Linked DNA regions of Homo sapiens: region 1 is linked to region 2. The links are chromatin loops, found by intact Hi-C in ENCODE. Cell type or tissue: PC-9. All regions are shown on one strand. Each heading gives the region's core, and the rest is flanking DNA. Links, peaks and the distances in the headings are about the cores only.

Evidence for each region. Peaks named below come from ENCODE experiments on the same cell type or tissue, not always from the same donor. Only the 100,000 strongest peaks of a DNase experiment are listed, where the experiment ranks them.
Region 1: a loop joins it to region 2, with 4 times the contacts of the local background. A loop is called at or near these places in 4 of 110 quality-filtered maps.

The regions. Positions count from the first base shown.
Region 1 is chr18:12,252,357-12,260,684 of GRCh38, forward strand. It overlaps CIDEA (cell death inducing DFFA like effector a), which reads left to right and starts at 2,005. Exons shown (of 5, transcript NM_001279.4): 1 at 2,005-2,065. The coding sequence starts at 2,028. LOC105371996 (a long non-coding RNA gene) reads left to right here and starts at 2,657. Exons shown (of 2, transcript XR_935158.3): 1 at 2,657-3,075; 2 at 3,223-5,100. RefSeq lists enhancers at 1,141-1,747, 5,903-6,403. In PC-9, for the core only: no CTCF peak of the experiment used is centred there; DNase peaks (open chromatin) are centred at 3,445 and 5,895; H3K27ac peaks cover 5,155 bases.
Region 2 is chr18:12,082,678-12,091,005 of GRCh38, forward strand. No RefSeq gene overlaps it. Among named protein-coding and RNA genes, the nearest start is that of ANKRD62, 7.0 kb to the right of the region's middle. RefSeq lists enhancers at 3,491-4,223, 6,371-6,871. In PC-9, for the core only: no CTCF peak of the experiment used is centred there; no DNase peak of the experiment used is centred there.

The DNA of each region.
Region 1 (8,328 bases), core at 280-8,279, 170 kb after region 2:
AATGTTTGCTAGTCCCCACCCCACCCCCATGTCCACACTCAGTGCCCAGGTCTTTATTTTTATTTTGTTAGAAGTGATAATGTCACTATGGTTATGTATGAGATCATGTCCTTGTTTCTCCAGAGATGCAAGCTAAAGGATTTAATTTGGAAGGGTTCAAATTCAAATATAAAGAACAAAGAAATATGTCAAAATGTTAACAGTGGTTGAATCCAGGGGCTGGGTGTAAGTGTGCTCATTGTACTGTTCTCTCTTATCTATCTATCTATCTATCTATCTATCTATCTATCTATCTATCTTATATATAGATAGATAGATATATACACACAAACAGATTTTTTTCTTTCTTTAGAGAGAAAGTCTCACTCTGTTGCCCATATTGGAGTGCAGTGACATGATCACAGCTCACTGCAACCTCAAACTCCTGGGCTCAGGTGATCCTCCCTCCTCAGCCTCCTGAGTAGCTAGCACTACAGGTGCTCGCCGTCATGCTTGGCTAATTATCGTTATTTTTGTGTAGAGATAGTAGTCTCACAGTGTTACCCAGGCTGGTCTCAAATTCCTGGCTTCAAGCCATCCTCCTGTTTTGGCCTCCCAAAGTACTGGGATTACAGATGTAAGCCAGTACCCTCAGCCCTGTTCTTTCTATGTATCTCTATATTTGAACTTTTTCACAATAAAAAGGTTAGAGGTAAGTTGACCTGAATTGATTGGACCCATTTTCTCATCCATCACATTGGGGCTGTGAGTGGGAGGGGCAGTGAATGACCTCCTAAAGCTGTGTCCGCTCAGTGCCTCTGGGGGAAGCTGCCCCCTGTGAGCCTGGAGCTGGGTGTTCCCAGCAGGCGGAGTCCTTGACTCTGGAAGGCAATTGCCTTTGGCTTCAACAGTCCTGCAAGTCACAAGGCTTGTTGACCACGGTGACCCTTTCTGAGAGCCAGCGGAGGAAGAGGGCGGGCATAGGGTCAGGTCTTAAGAGATCAGGTCAGTCTGCTCAAACCAGGTGGGCTCAGGAGGAGCCGGCGAGGGTCCCGCTGCAGCTCCCGAAACGCTGTTTCCAGGCGGCAGTCAGCAGTTGGGCACGAGAGGATATCCTAGCAAGCCTCCATCCCAGAAAGTTACACCTCTTACTGCCCGAGTCCCACCCCTCAACACTGAGCCCACCTCTTCAGTCCTGTAGTGAGGGGTTCTGGGAACCCCTTGTAACTGCCCGCCTTCCTCGGAGGTCTCAGAGGCCCTAATTGCGTCTTCCGATGGGAACAACCATGAGAGCAGGGTGTGGACGGAAGTCCCCCAGCCCCAGCGGGGTTCACTCTTTGCCTCCTCACTCTGCGAGGGTCCCTTACTACAGCTAAAAGGCAATTCATGCAGTCCAAAGGCTCCTTTCCCCTCCCGTTCTGCATGCCCTTCTCACTGTCCCCAAATGCTCATGACATGGCCTTGAGAGCAGCGCAGCGGGCAGGAAGCCCAGGCGCCTCGGAGAACCTGAAGGGCTGCAGGTCCCGGTGTCTGCGGCAGCTTCCGCATCCCTGCAGGGAACCAGCGGCTCGCTGAGCCTGGGGCTGGGCTCTGGGGGACTCCAGAGCTGGAGGCAAGTGGCGCTCACATCCGTCTCCTCACCTGCCCCACCCGTGGCCTGGGTTTAAAATCCACATACCCGTCTTTCCGCGGCCAAAGTGATGCTGCCAGGATTGGTTATGACCCCAACTGCCCCGACCCCCAGAAGTGCAAAACGAACAGGCTGGCAAGTGACCAAAAGAGACCCGGGGAGCATCTGGGCTTCCAAGGTCCTCGGTACGGCCCAAGGCAGCGAAGGACGCGCGGCTCCAGGCTGCGGGAGCCAGGACGACCGGGGGCTCCCAGAGCGCGAAGTCGCGATCCTCGGCGGTGGAGAGCTCGTGCCAAAACGTCCTCCCCTGCGCCAGTCAGGCCTTCGCGGGGCTGGCAGGCGGGCGGGGGCGGGGCCGCCGCACTTTAAGAGGCTGTGCAGGCAGACAGACCTCCAGGCCCGCTAGGGGATCCGCGCCATGGAGGCCGCCCGGGACTATGCAGGAGCCCTCATCAGGCGAGTGCCCCGCGTCCCCCTGATTGCCGTGCGCTTCCAATCGCCTTGCGTTCGGTGGCCTCATATTCCCCTGTGCGCCTCTAGTACCGTACCCCGCTCCCTTCAGCCCCCTGCTCCCCGCATTCTCTTGCGCTCCGCGACCCCGCGCACACACCCATCCGCCCCACTGGTGCCCAAGCCGTCCAGCCGCGCCCGCGGGCAGAGCCCAATCCCGTCCCGCGCCTCCTCACCCTCTTGCAGCTGGGCACAGGTACCAGGTGTGGCTCTTGCGAGGTGCGCGGGCGTCTGCAAACCAGGTGACAGCTGGCGAGTGGCTGCATGCATCTCTGGCCGCTGCTGCAGTCGCGGGCGCAGAAGAGGGTCCGGTCCCAGGAACCCCGAGCAAAGCTTCCGCGATGCGAGGGGACCGGGCTTCTGGGGGTCCTGGAAATCACAACGGGAGCTGGGCGCGGGAGGGGCCCAGGCTTGGCCCCTCCTGGAAGCGCGGGCTCTGGTCTCCGAGGGGAGGCCCCAACCGTCCGGCGGAGCCCTCCAGGTTGGTGGTGCTGGGAGAAGCGCTCCTCCTTGCCTCCGGGTCCAAGGGCGGAGACGCTGCCTGGGGAGCAGGGGGGACAAGGGGCGGGTGGACCCTGAGGAGTCTTCCCTGCGCTTCGCACCCGCTCGTGGTCGAACAGGCAGCATTGGCTATTTTCCTGCTTGGGTTAATATTCATATCCCAACAGACCCAAGCCAATTCTTGGTAAAATCCTAAGTCATTGCGTGGCAGCAACTGTAAAGTAAGGTCTAAGAGGGAGATCGTGTTTCTCTGAAGATCAAGTACCTGGAAAAGGATAGAGAACCATTTGCGGGCTTGAAGGTGCAGGCGTTCAGCGGCGCCGGGTCCCACTGTGTGTGCTACGTGTGGCGGGCAGAGAGACTACATGTGTGAAAGGGAGCGGTCCGGCTACGAAACGCAATCTATGAGCTTCCAATCCCGGGTTCTTAAATGGGAGCTGTTGTAGACACTGCAGGTTAGAAGCATCTTTCTCTTTAAAAATAAGCCCACAGTACAAGTCGGGGCGGTGGCAGGGGGACGCTGAGAAACACCTGCTTCGTGTATGGTCATTAACACGCTTAGGCCTAAAGGTCAGGGCCCTGTATCTTTTGCGTTCTTCCAGAACCATCCACACCACAGTCCCACTTCCAGGAGGGGAGGTCTTAGCAGTTTGGAATGCGTCCTTCCAACCACTTTTCCAGTGAATTCACAACACACCCACTGTTCCTCCGGAGCATGGGGGAAGGAGGTGTGGGCTGACTCGCACTAACCAATCCTGGTTGGCCTCTGAGCAGGATTCAGGCTGAGCCTGTCCCTGCCTCTGACTATTATAACAGCTCACCAAAATCCAAAATGCATCTGTGTGGGGTCTCTGTGAGGTCGTGTGAAGTGGAAGTGACTTGCTTATGAGCTGTTGACAAATGAAACATTGGGAAACCTTGAGTCTCCTAGGACACATTCCTTCCAGCTTGGCTCATCCCAGGAGTGAATGACTCTACCTGTTATGGACAAGCTGTTGCTGCAGTTCTTTGAAATCTACCTGCTTCCAGGCTGAACTACTGTCATTCTGTGAAATCTACCTGCTCCCAGGCTGAACTACTGTCATTCTGTGAAATCTACCTGCTCCCAGGCTGGACTACTGTCATTCTGTGAAATCTACCTGTTACCAAACTAAACTGGAAGAAAACAATCTGTAATTCTTGTTGAAGGGAAAACACCTTTTCTTCCCTGCCCCTCTCTAAAACCCTGTCCGGGCAAAAGAGCCAGAGGCCAGGTCCTAACATATTTGCTAATTGTGCTCTTGCTGGACTTCGGCTTCCTCTCAGGGTTCCTTAATTTAAACCAGGTCCAGGATGTCATAATTCTGTCTTTATTAGTAACTACATTTTACCAAGGAAAGAACCGAATCAATGTGCACAAAAATTTTTAAAAATCAGGTACTTGTAGTCAGTGGTGAAACCTTAACCCAGGCATTTGTTAGTCAGCTAGAATCGTTAGGGGCCTTGGTCCTGAGGAAAGCAGCCTGAGGTCTCACAACAAAGCTCCAGACATCAAGGAGGTCCACATGCAGGTTGACTATCACAGACAAAGTCTGCTCTGTTCCTGTGTTCTGCCAGTGATAACATTCCTGCCAAACGCTGAAGTTGTTATGAAGCTGGTACATGTTATAAGCTTCGTGTGAAATGGCTGCTTTCATAGCTATCTAGCACATTTTTCCTTTCCTTGAACAAGGAACTCTAGGTTTTGTGCTGCTATTTCAGTACAAATTTCACCAGTCTTCTTAGTGACATTAGTAAGGAATTAAGTATGCTACAAGTCAATCTCTCAGCTTTCTGCTTCTTGAATTTAAATTCTTATTTTAACGAAACTGCAAAGTGTTCAAAGACTTCATGGTCATGTATTGAACACTTGATAATGTCAAGCCTTTAGGTAGCTTGCGAAGAACTGAGCCATGAACCAGGCAGTCCTTGTCGGGGCGAGTTTATCTGGGGGGTAGGTGTGCTCCCACCTGCATATGTCACGTCCAAGAGCCCTAGGGGAGCCGGGCAGCAGGAAGTCTCGTCAAGGCAGCACTTGCTTCCCTGCTTCCTGCCACTGACCCCACCATCCTCTGACACTGTCTCTACAGCTCAGGGACTCTTCTCCAGGCCTGTGGAGCACTTTCCCAGCCCTCCCTTCCTTCTCTGCGTGGCTGTGCTTGACCTCACACTTCCCTCCTTGGCATTCCCTGCTGCTCTTGGTGACAGTGCTCGGTTGGCTTCTGTCCAATTCCTGTGTACTGCTTCTTCCTCCCACGGTGGCTGCCTCTTTTTCTTCCTAATGATGAGATGCAGAGTTCCCTCAGCCATCACTGCCCCCTGAATATTCCCAGGCACTATTTTACACAGCCTGTACTGCTGCCCCCTCACCCATGACACCAAAATATTTCACTTTGAGGAAGACCTTAATACTGGGCCCTTTTCCTCCATAGGTGGCATGTAAAGAAAGCTTTTTAATTCTCTGTACGGCTCAGGTTTGTTTTACTGGAGAAGAGTTCAGGTCTACTGTCAGTCTGTGGCTTGTTGGTGTATTTCACACACTTTTGGAAGTTGGCGGCGCCCTGCCTCCCTCGGGGCAGAATACAAAACCTTCCCTTCCCACCTGTTCCTGAGAGACATGCCGTTTCACAGCGTTCTATGAAGTCTGACTTTTCCTCTCTGGATTTCTGTGAAACAGCCTACTTCCTTAAACAAACTGTTTCCTTATATCTTCCCTGTTAGAGGGTTATTTCCCTTTCTGTTTCCTGTGGTTGTGTGCCCCCACTTTCACAGGAATTAGGAGCGGCAGTTCTCATGTGTGGTGTGTCTAAACGCAGGATCCTAGGGCCGCTCAGTGGCCCTGCTTTTAGGCACGGTGCTGATGGCCAGTGATAGAGATGACTCTACTCAGCGGGCTGGAGGTGACTTGGGTGGAGACGGTGGCTTGTTCATGTAGCAGCAGATTCGGTACCTGTAGGGTCCTGGAGTACATAGGCCTGGCGTGCAGAACATCTCATTCAACCCCTTTCTGTGTTACATATGAGACAGCCTTGATTTTACATAATTTGACCCAGAAATCACTCACCTCCTCCTTGACAAGAAGGTGGGGTGTAAATTTCCTTTCCTCTGTGCCCCCACCAGCCTTTCCTCCAGCAGTGACGCAGCTCTTGGTTTGGAAATGCTACAGGTGAGAACAATAGGTGTTTTTTCACTGACGATGGCAATCTTGAGGGCAGGTGAAGGCAGGGAGAACCAGAAATGGTTGCCAGCTCTTATCTTGTCAGACAGGTAAAGACCGCAGGAACCTGGAATTAATCATCTGGGCCAGGTCACCGGAGCACAGGTGCTTACGAAGGCGTGAGCATGTTCGTCCAATGAGGAGATGCAGGGCCAGGGCTGCGCCTTTGACCACTGGGGCTGGACCTAGCATTGGAAGACATGGACCATGTTCTCTCATTTCTCTGATTTTGGCCTAGCATCTTTCACTCAGTAAATAGATGGCGTGCTGACAGGCGCTGTGGGAAAGTAGGAGATGCACCGCCAGACTCCGTGAGACAGATGCTAGAGGCCTTGTGCAAGACTGTGGTGACTTCCTGCCTTGGGGGCGAAGAGGGGCTCTTTCTCGCTGCTGAGGCCGGGCCCTTCTCTCTTGTGGGAGCCGCGTCTTCTGGCCAGGTGCCGCACCGCTGGGTGGAAGCCGGAGCTGGATTCAGACCCTGGTCTAGCCTTTGCTGCCCTGACGATTCGCCTCCTGCTTTCCCCAGGCCTAGGTTTCACTGTAAGGTGGATCCCAAGGAGTGGTAAGGCAAGGCGCTAGCTCTCACACACGAGGGTTTGGCATCCAGCGGCACTTGGGCCTTTCTGTCACCCTCCTTGAGGGGACTTCAGCTAGTTTAAATTTCAGCTGCCATGATGAGGTGGAGGCGACGCCAGGGTTCTGAACGTGAAATGTAACACAGCCCGTCCTCACCGCCCTCTCCCCCCGGGTCACCAGGAGTGAGAGTGTGCCCGAATTCCCCGTGGTGTCAGCACAGCAGTGTTGTTTATGGCATTGTGTAACTGAGAACCCTGCGTCACTCTCTTAATCGAGGTGACAGTTCAGAAGCTGTGTGCCAGTCCTGGGGCCGCGTTGGTGCACAGCCCGGCCGGGCGAGGCTCTGATTGGCTAGGTGGGTCCCTGGCAAACGTGTGCGGGTCATTCTGACAGGTCCGGAGCCCCAACCCAGCACATTTCCCTCGGGCTTGCCTCATTGAAAACAAACTGTGTAGCAACTTTGTCTACCCAGAAGGGAAAGGCGTTGAGGGCATGAACTCGAAGCGCTGCTGTGCTTTCAGCCATAGAGCAGCTTTTCCGCACAGCCCTCTAGATAGATGTTTATTGCTTGAGATTTGAAGTTCAGAGGATGGATAACAAAACAACCTGCTCCCACAACCAAAAAAAGTCTTGGCTTTGGACAGACCTGGGATCAGGTTTTATCTTTTTCCCTTATTGACTGGCCCACTTGGAGAAGCCACTCTGAGCCTCAGTTTTCTCATCCGTGAAGTGGGGCAATAGTTTCCTTGCAAGGTTGTGAGGATAATTTGCTAATATTAATTAATATTGAATTAATGGGCATGGTGGTGCACACCTGTAATCCCAGCACTTAGGGAGGCCAAGGTGGGCAGATCACGAGGTCAGGAGTTGGAGACAAGCCTGAACAACATGGTGAAAACCTTTTCTTTACTAAAAATACAAAAATTAGCCAGGCATGGTAGCGGGCGCCTGTAACCCCAGCTACTCAGGAGGCTGAGGCAGGAGAATTGCTTGAACCCGAGAAGCAGAGGCTGTAGTGAGCCCAGATGGCATCACTGCACTCCAGCCTGGGCAACAGAGCGAGACTCTGTCTCCAAAAACAAACAAACAAAAATTGAACTAACATTAACAAGAGCTGAAATTGCTAATACACTGCTGGCCATGGTGCTTAGATGCCAGCAGTTATGAGGCCCTGATGTCATCCTGGCCAAGGATACTCCAGACCAAATTCTTGCCAATGACCTTGGTCTGGTTCTAGAACGACACTTTGTTGGTGAGGCACCTGGAGAAGGCACAAACACTCACGATTATGGAAAGCCTGAAACTGGGATCAAGCTGGTAGCGTGAACTCAACAAGGCGATTTTTGAGAGCCAGCTTGTTACTCTACTCTCAGGTTTTTGGTCTGTTTTTTGTTTGTTTGTTTGTTTGTTTGTTTGTTTGTTTGTTTTAGAGACAGTGTCACTCTTTTGCCCAGGCTGGAGTGCACTGTGGCCCCAATCTAGGGCTCGAGCAATCCCCTTGCCTCAGCCTCCCAAGTAGCTAGGACTACAGGCATGCACCACCACGCCTGACTAATTTTTTTTTTCAATTTATTTTTTGTAAAGATGAGGGTCTCACTATGTTGCCCAGATTGGTCTCTAACTCCTGGGCTCAAGTGACCCTCCTGCCTCAGCCTTCCAAAGTGCTGGGATTACAGGCATGAGCCATTGCACCCAGCCAACTATCGGTTTTTTATATTACAAACAATTTGGTAAGTCATTGAATTTTCACTTGGATCCATTTGCAGAGCTTTAAGTTAGATAATATACTATCTAAAATGTATGTGCCTACAACTAAGCTAGGTATTACAGGAAATATAACAACGAAGTCTTTATCCATACAGAAAATAAAGCATGGATAGATGGCTGTGTGTCATAA
Region 2 (8,328 bases), core at 245-8,244:
TGTACTCCTGACCTCAGATGATCTGCCCACCTCGGCCTCACAAAGTGTTGGGATTACGGGCGTGAGCCACTGCACCTGGCCGGTCAATGCAGTTTCTAAACCACCTACCCTTGGAATTGAAGCGCAGAATTTTGCACAGCTTTCTACCTGTGACATTTAGCATCTTATCTCAAACTTTCAATGGAAATAAGGCTATTGAAAGAAAAAAAGTCATTTTAATTTTATTTTACTCTCACAGTAGGTTTTGACTAGTTCTTTTTATCATAGTGAAAATGTGTTTTTCTCTGTATTGATCAAGCTGACAGAGCACTTAAAGGATATAAAGGAAATAATAAAATACTTGAAAATGCATTATTTCTATTGTAGCAATAGAGAATAGCACATCACCAGACCCACTGTGGTAGCACTTTCTTTGCCATTTGTTACATGATTCAAGGATGATTTATTCCTCTACCTACACTTCCAGTCACATCAGCACCATCGCTGTTTGCTGTCTCAGTAAGTGCTCATCATTCTTAAGGTATTGCGGGAAGTTGATTTGGGATGGTCAAATCCCACAGGCCAACTTAAAGAATGGAAAGTCATGCACAGCTTCAGTTCCGTGTGAAATCTTTTTCTAAAGCATCTTTCCCTTGATCCTTCTTTCATATTATCAAACATCTCAAACATACACAAAAATAGAGATAATAGCAGAAAAAGGTCACTCATCCACTCCCCAGCTCCAATAAATCTTTGCCACACTTACTTTATGTATTTATTTTGGCTGAAACATTTTAAAGAAGATCTCAGATACTATGTCATTTCATCCCTACGTAGGTCAGCTTCATCACCTCATATGTCATAATCAATTCTACAGTTTTAGTTCAGCCATTTCTGGGGTTAAACAGATTTCAGCTAAATTTCAACAGAAGATCATCTTAATATTGGCAAAGTAAAATGTCACTATTGGTTAATTGGGGGCCCTATCTGGGGCTGCACTTCCCTCGGCGGGGAGCGGGTTGGGGGCACTATCCCAGACTGTATTGCCGGCAGCAGTGAGGAGGGTTAAGGGTACTATCCAGGGCTGCACTGCCCACGGGGGCGGGTGGGATGTTTCGGGTTGAGGGCGCTATGGGGTGCGGGGAGGGGGACGGTTTGGTGTGTGCTTTAGCTAGGATTTTGCTTCAGCTAGGATTTCCAGTACTATGTTAAGTAACAGTGGTGACAGTGGGCATCCTTATCATGTTCCAGATCTTAGAGGAAGAGCTTTCCATATATCCCCATCCCATGTGATTCTAGCTGTGGGTCTCTCTCGTGTGGTTTTTATTATGGTGAGGTATGTTTCTTCTGTATCCAGATTTTTGATGATTTATTTATAGCATGAAGGGATGCTGAATTTCATCAGATGCTTTTTCAGTTTCAATTGACACGATTGTACCGTTTTTGTCCTTTATTCGGTTGATATGGTGTATCCCTCTGATTTTGTGTTGAATGGCCCTTGCATCTCAGGGATACATCCCACTTGGTCATGATGAATTATCTTTTTAATGTATTGTTGAATTTGATTTGCTGGCATTTTGTTGAGGATTTTTGTATCAATATTAGAGATACTGGCCTGTAGTTTCCTTGTTTGATGTCTTTGTCTGATTTTGGTATTATGGTAATAATGGCCTCATAGAATAAGTTTGGAAGTATTCCCTCCTGTTTTTCAAAATAGTTTTGAGTAGTATTGGTACTAGGTCTGCCCTCCTGTTTTTCAAAATAGCTTTGAGTAGGATCGGTACTAGGTCTGTGAATGTGTGGTGTGAAGCCATCAGCAGTGAAGCCATCGGTTCCTGGGCTTTTCTTTACTGGGAGACTTTTTCTGATGGCTTCAATCTCATTATTTGTTACCGATCTGTTCAGGTCTTCGATGTTTTCATGGTTCAACCTAGGTAGATTGTATGCGTCTAGGAATTTGTCAGTTTCTACTAGGCTTTTTAATTAATTGGCCTATTAAATAGGCAGTTATGATCCTTTGCATTTCTGAAGCATCAGTTGTAATGTCTCCTTTTTTTATCTCTTGATTTTATTTATTTGAATCTTCTCTTTTTCTTAGTTAGCCTGACTAAAAGTTTGTCAATTTTGTTTAACTTTCCAGAAAGCCAACTTTTTGTTTAGTCTTGTGTTTTTTTATTTCAATTTTATTTTTGCTACAATCTTTATTATTTATGTTGGGTTTAGTTTGTTCTTTACTAGTTGTTTAAGGTGTATTGTTTATTTGAAGTTTTTCTTCTGTTTGGATGGTAGGCACTTATAGCTATACATTTCTGCCTTTCTACTGCTTTTTGTGTGTCATAAGTTTTGGTATATTGTGTTTTCATTACCATTTGTTTCAAGAAATTTTTCAATTGCCATCTTAGTATCTTCATTGACCCACTAGTCATTCATTCACGAATGGATTGTTTAACTTCCATGTGATTGTATGGTTTCCAAAATCACTCTCTTACTTATATCTAGTTTTATTCCTTTGTAGTCAAAGAAGATGGCCATGGAGACAGCAGCGTGGTTGAAGTGGTAGGAGGCGGCCGTCAGCAAGAGCTGCTCTGTGCCTGGCAGCTGGAGGCTAGAGCCTGTGGCGCAGCGGCTCGCCTCACTGTGGTTGGTGGTGGCGGCGACAGAGACTGCAGCACTACCAGAGTGGTACGACAGGGGCTATCTGGGGCTGGACTTCTCACAGTGGGGGGTGCGTTGGGGGTACTCTCAGAGGTGTCACTGCCTGCGTTGGGTGTACCTGTTGGTAGCACTATATGGGGCTGTGCTGCCCATGGCGGGGAGTGGGTTATGGGTGCTCTCTGGGGCTGCAGTGCCCGTGGAGGAGGACAGGTTAGGGGCACTAATCAGGTACTATGCTGCTGGCGGCTTTGTTGGGGGTGGAAGTGGGGGGCGCTATTGAGGCAGGACTAGCCATGGAGGGGGGCTAGTTGGGTGCTGTTGGGGGCTGCACTGCTGGCGGTGGTTGGTAGAGGTGGCAGCGACAGTGGTGGCATCCAAGGAAGGAGCAATTCTCCTCTCCCTGGACTCCACACTCCAGAGGGCGACCTCCTGTTGCTCATACTGGAGTGTGGCAGGTGCACAGTGTTTCCGTGGGAATCCTAAGCATGGCAGAGCCCACACCTGCCATGGTTACTGGGCCTGTGCATTCTGGGTCTGTGCCACAGAGCCTGCCTGGCACCTCTGGGTATGGAGTAGTGGACACCACAGGGAACAGGGCCCTGTGCGTGGAGGCGTCCAGAATGGGAATTGGCACCTGGATGCAGAGGGTTGGCTTGATCTCTGAGTTTCTGCTGCTCCTGCTCAACAAGGAGTGCAGCCCCGGTGGGCCCAGCGGCTCCTGTGGAGTGGGGAGCTGGGATCTGTGGTGTCTCCAGCACCCACCTTAGGCCCCAGTTCCTGGCTAGCTTGGGCCAAAAGGAGAGGCTGGACTTTGGAGGCTGGGTGTGAGTGCCTTTGCTGAAACTGGCCTCTGCCACCCAGTGGCTCACATGACAAGGTGAGGCTCTGACGCTACCACCCTTTGCATCTTCCTCTAGGCTCTTCTGGCTTTGTCTGCCCAGCTGCTCCATGCCAGGAGGAGGAGGAGACACCTGCCATACACTGAAGGTTGCAACACTGCAGCTCGCCTCACTGAAGCATGCCAGAGAGGTAGGAGGGTGGCAACACTAGGAAGGCAGGTGGCAGCAGCCAGGGTGGGGGCAGGCCTATGGCAGTGGTGGAGCTGCGGCAGTGGCCAGGTGGCAGGAGCCTTGTAGGGAGGGCCGGTGCATTGGCATTCAGCCTGGCCCCGCCCTGTCCTGGACTGCCCTACTGTTACCTGGCTGTCTTGGCCCTGCCCTACCCTGCCCTGGCCCCACCCTGGCCCTGTCTTAGCCCTGTGTTATTGTGTCCCTGCCCTGGCCCTGCCCTTGCACTGGCCCTTCCCTGGCTCAGGCTGTGGCCCTGCGTCTGCCCTGGACCTTCCCTGAATCTGTGCTGGCCCGGCCTTGGCTCTGATCTGCTCCTTGTGCTGACCCTGGGCCTGCCATGGCCCTGGCCCTGCCAAAGGTCATGGTCCTGGTCCTGTTCTGGCCCTGACCTGGACTTGGACATGTCCTGGCCCTGATTTGTCCCAGCCCTGCCTTGGCCCGTCCCTGCCCTGGCCCCACCATGTCCCTGCCTGTTCTGCCCTCTGCCGGCAATGACCTCGCCCTGCCATGGCCCAGTTGTGCCATTGCCCTGCCTTACCCTGCCCTGGTTGTCCCCTGGCCCCTCCTGGCACTGGCCGCTCCATGGGCCTGCCCTGACTCTGCCGTGGCTTTTGCCCGGCCCTCACTATGGCCTGGTTCTGGCCCTGTCCTGGCCCCGCCCAGGCCCTGGCCCTGACCCTGGTCCTTCCATATCCCTGGCCCTGACCGTTATCCAGGCCCTGTCCCTGCTGCTGCCATATCCCTGGCCTGGGACCTGGCCCTGCCAGGGACGTGCCCTGACTCTGCCATGGCTCTGGCCCTACTCCGCCTTAGTCCTGGTCCCGACCTAGACCCTTTCCTGGCTCTGCCCTGGCCATGGTCGAAATGTCCTGGTCCTGAGCTGGCACTGGTCGGTCCCTGGTCTTGGCACCACACGCTCTGCCGTGCTCTGGCTGTGTCATCACCCTGCCCTGGACCTGCCCTTGTCCTACTCTGGTTTGACCCTGCCATGGACCTACCTTGGCCCTCACGCTAGCCTTGGCTAGGCCGTGCTCTGGACCTGGCCGTAGCCCAGACCTGGTTCTGGCCCTGGCCCTTGCCCTGGCCTTTGTCCTGCCATAGCCCTGGCCCTGGCCCTGAACTGGACTTGGAGATGTCCTGGCCCTGAAGTGACCTGGCCCTGCCTTGGCCTATCCCTGCCCTGCCCCTACCATCACCTTGCCCTGTTCTGCCCTGTCCCGGCAGTGACCCAGCCTTGCCATTGCCCTGCCCTACCCTGACTTGGCTGTTCCCTGGCTTGGCTCTGGACCTGGCTGTGCCCTGGACATCCTCGGACACTGCCTCAGCCCTGGCACTAGCCTGGCCCTGCCTTGGCATCATGGGCCCTGCCCTGTCTATGGACCAGCTCTGGTCCTGTCCTGCACTGGCCATACCACGCCCTTCCCTGCCCTGACTCAGCCCTGGCCTTGGCCTTACCCCTGGTCCTGCCATATTTCTCATCCTGTCCCTACCCTGGCCTTGGCCCTGACCCTTACCCTGCTCTGGCCCTGCCCTTGTTCTGGCCCTACCCTTGCCCTACCCCAGACCCTGCTCCTGTCCTGGCCCTGGCCCTTCCCTGCTTGAAACCTTACCCTGGTTCTGCCCTGGCCCTGACCCTGAAATGCCTGGCCCCACCCTGGCCTTGCACTGCTTGGCCCTTCCCCTGATTCTGGCCCTGTCACCGTCCTAGCCCCAGCCCTGTCACTGGTCTTGCCGTGGCCCAGACCCTTCCTTGGCCCTGCCCTGCCCCTGTTCTGGACCCTGGTTGTACCATGAACCTGCACTGTCCTTGCCCGTGTTTTGCTCCTGCCCCAAACCTGGTCCTGCCCCTGCCATGGTGATGGTCCTGGCTCTGCCCTGGCCATTCCCTGGCCCTGCCCTGGTATTGGCAATGTCCTGGCCCTGCCCTGGCTCCTAACTGCCCTGGCTTTTTCTTGGCCCTGTGCTACCTTGGCTCTGCCATGCCGTGGCCCTGCCTCTGCCTTGGCTCTGCTCTGGGCAAGGCCTTGGCCTTCAGCCTGGCCCTGCCCTGGACCTGCCCTACCATTACCTGGCCTGTCCCGGTCCTGCCCTGCCCTGGCCAGGACCTTCCCTGAACCTGCACTGGCCCTGCCTTGGCTCTGGCCCTGTCTCTTGTCGTGACCCTGGTCCTGCCAATGGTCACGGTCCTGGTCCTGTTCTGGCCCTGAGCTGGCCTTGGACATGTCCTCGCCCTGATTTGTCCTGGCCCTGCTTTGGCTCTTTCCTGCCCTGGCCACACCATGGCCCTGCCTGTTCTGTCCTCTCCTGGCGCTGACCTCACCCTGCCATGGCCCATTGGTACTGTTGCCCTGCCTTACCCTGCCCTGGTTGTGCCCTGGCCCTGCCTGGCGCTGGCCCCTCCCTGGACCTGCCCTGACCCTGCCTTGGCTTTTGCCCTGCCCTCACTATGGCCTGGTTCTGGCCCTGTCAAGTACCTGCCCTGACTCTGCCATGGCCCTGGCCCTGGCCCTGCTCTGCTGTGGTTCTGGCCCTGACCCAGACCCTTTCTTGGCTCTGTCCTGGCCCTGGCCTTTTCCTGGCCCTGAGCTGGCACTGGTCGGCCCCTGGTTTTGGCACCACATGCCCTGCCGTGCTCTGGCTGTGTCATCACCCTGCCCTGGCCCTGTCCTTGCCCTACTCTGGCTTTGACCCTGCCCTGGCCCTACCTTAGCCCTCACCCTAGTCTTGTCTTGGGCCTGGACATAGCACAGACCTGGCTGTGGCCCTGGCCCTACCATGGCCCTGTCCCAGACCCTGGCCCTGCCAGGTACCTGTCCTGGCCCCGCCCTTGCCCTTCCCCTTTTCCTGGCACTGGCCTTGGACATGACCGTGGTCCTAACCCTGGCCCTGCCCTGGAGCTGCCACTGTCTTGGCCCTGCCCTGGCCCTACATCTACCCTGCTTCTGGCCCTGGCCCTGCCCCAGCCATAGACCTGCCCTGGTTGGCCCTGCCCTGCCTTCGCCCTGTGCTACTCTAGGCCTGCTGTACCCTCCTCTGCCCTGAGTTTGGCCCTGCCCTGACCTTGCCTTGGCCCTCACACTGGCCCTAGCACAGACCTGGCCCTAGCCCTGGCCTTGGCCTGGCATTGACCCCTGTTCCTGACCTTGGTCCTGCCATGGCCCTGGCCCTGGCCCTGAACTGGTTCTACCCTAACCCTGACAGATTACATTAGAATATTATTTAAAATTTTTATTTTAGATTTTTAAGATAACTATAGTAGTAATAATACATCATATGCTATTTATAATAGTAATAGTATTTGTAGTAGTTAATAATCGCTAAAATTTTAACCAGTACTTTCTTTGCTCCTGGTACTGTTCTAAGAGTATAGCTGTATAAATTTGTATATATGTGAGGCATTAATTCTCACAATAACTCTATAGGCTGGGTACTTACAGCATCCCCACTTCCAAATGTAAGAAACAGTCATAAAGAGGTTAAATACTTGGCCTGGCGCAGTGGCTCACACCTGTAATCCCAGCACTTTGGGAGGCCAAGGCTGTCGCATCTCTTGAGCTCAGGAGTTCGGGACCAGCCTGGGCAACATTGTGAAACCCTGTCTCTACTAAAAATGCACAAAAATAGGTGATTGATTTGTTTACGTTCCTTATAGGATTCTGGTTATAAAACATTGGTCAGATACACAGTTTGCACACACTTTCTTCCATTCTGTAGCTTGTCTGTTCAGTTGTTTGGTGATGGCTTTTGCTCTGAGTCAGCTCTTCCAGAAGTTTATTAGATTCCACTTGTTAAGCCCTGTTGTTTTGGCGTTGCTGTTGGGAAACTCAGCCGTATCAATTCTTTGCCCAAGCCCATGTCAAGAAGGGTATTTCTCAGGTTTTCTTGTAGGATTTTTATAGCTCAAGGCCTTCCATTGGCATCCTTCATTTGCCTTGAGTTGATTTTTGTATAGGGTGAAGGTAAGGGCCCAGGGATATTCCTTTGCACGTGGCTGTGCACTTTCCCAGCACCATTGATTCGATAGAGAGTCCTTTCTGCATGGCTTATCTTCCTGGATGTTATCAAAGATCAGGTGGTTTTTGGTGTGTGGGTGTACTTGTGAGTCCTCCTTTCTGTTCCACTGGTCTGTGTGGTGGAAACGGGTCCCTAGCTTTTCCCTGACACTGGAAATCGGGGAGTGTGATGCATGCGATGGAGTCTGGACGTCTTAGGATTGCTTTGGAAATTTAGGAAATTTCATGGTCTCACGTGAGTTTTACCATTGCTTATTCATATTTCTTGAATCGCATTTGCCAAATAGTAAATGATTACACTGTGAGGATAGATTGGGACATGTTGGTCCACGCGTACACTGTGGAATGATGACATCATGCTATTGAGTGTCTCCATGACCTCATACCGCTGTGAAAATCTCTTTGTGGAGGCCGGGCACAGTGGCTCATGCCTGTAATCCCAGCACTTTGGGAGGCCGAGGCAGGCAGATCATGAGGTCAGGAGTTTGAGACCAGCCTGACCAACATGGTGAAACCCCATCTCTACTAAAAATACAAAAATTAGCCAGGTGTGGTGGTGCGTGCCTGTAATCCCAGCTACTCAGGAGGCTGAGGCAGCAGAATTACTTGAA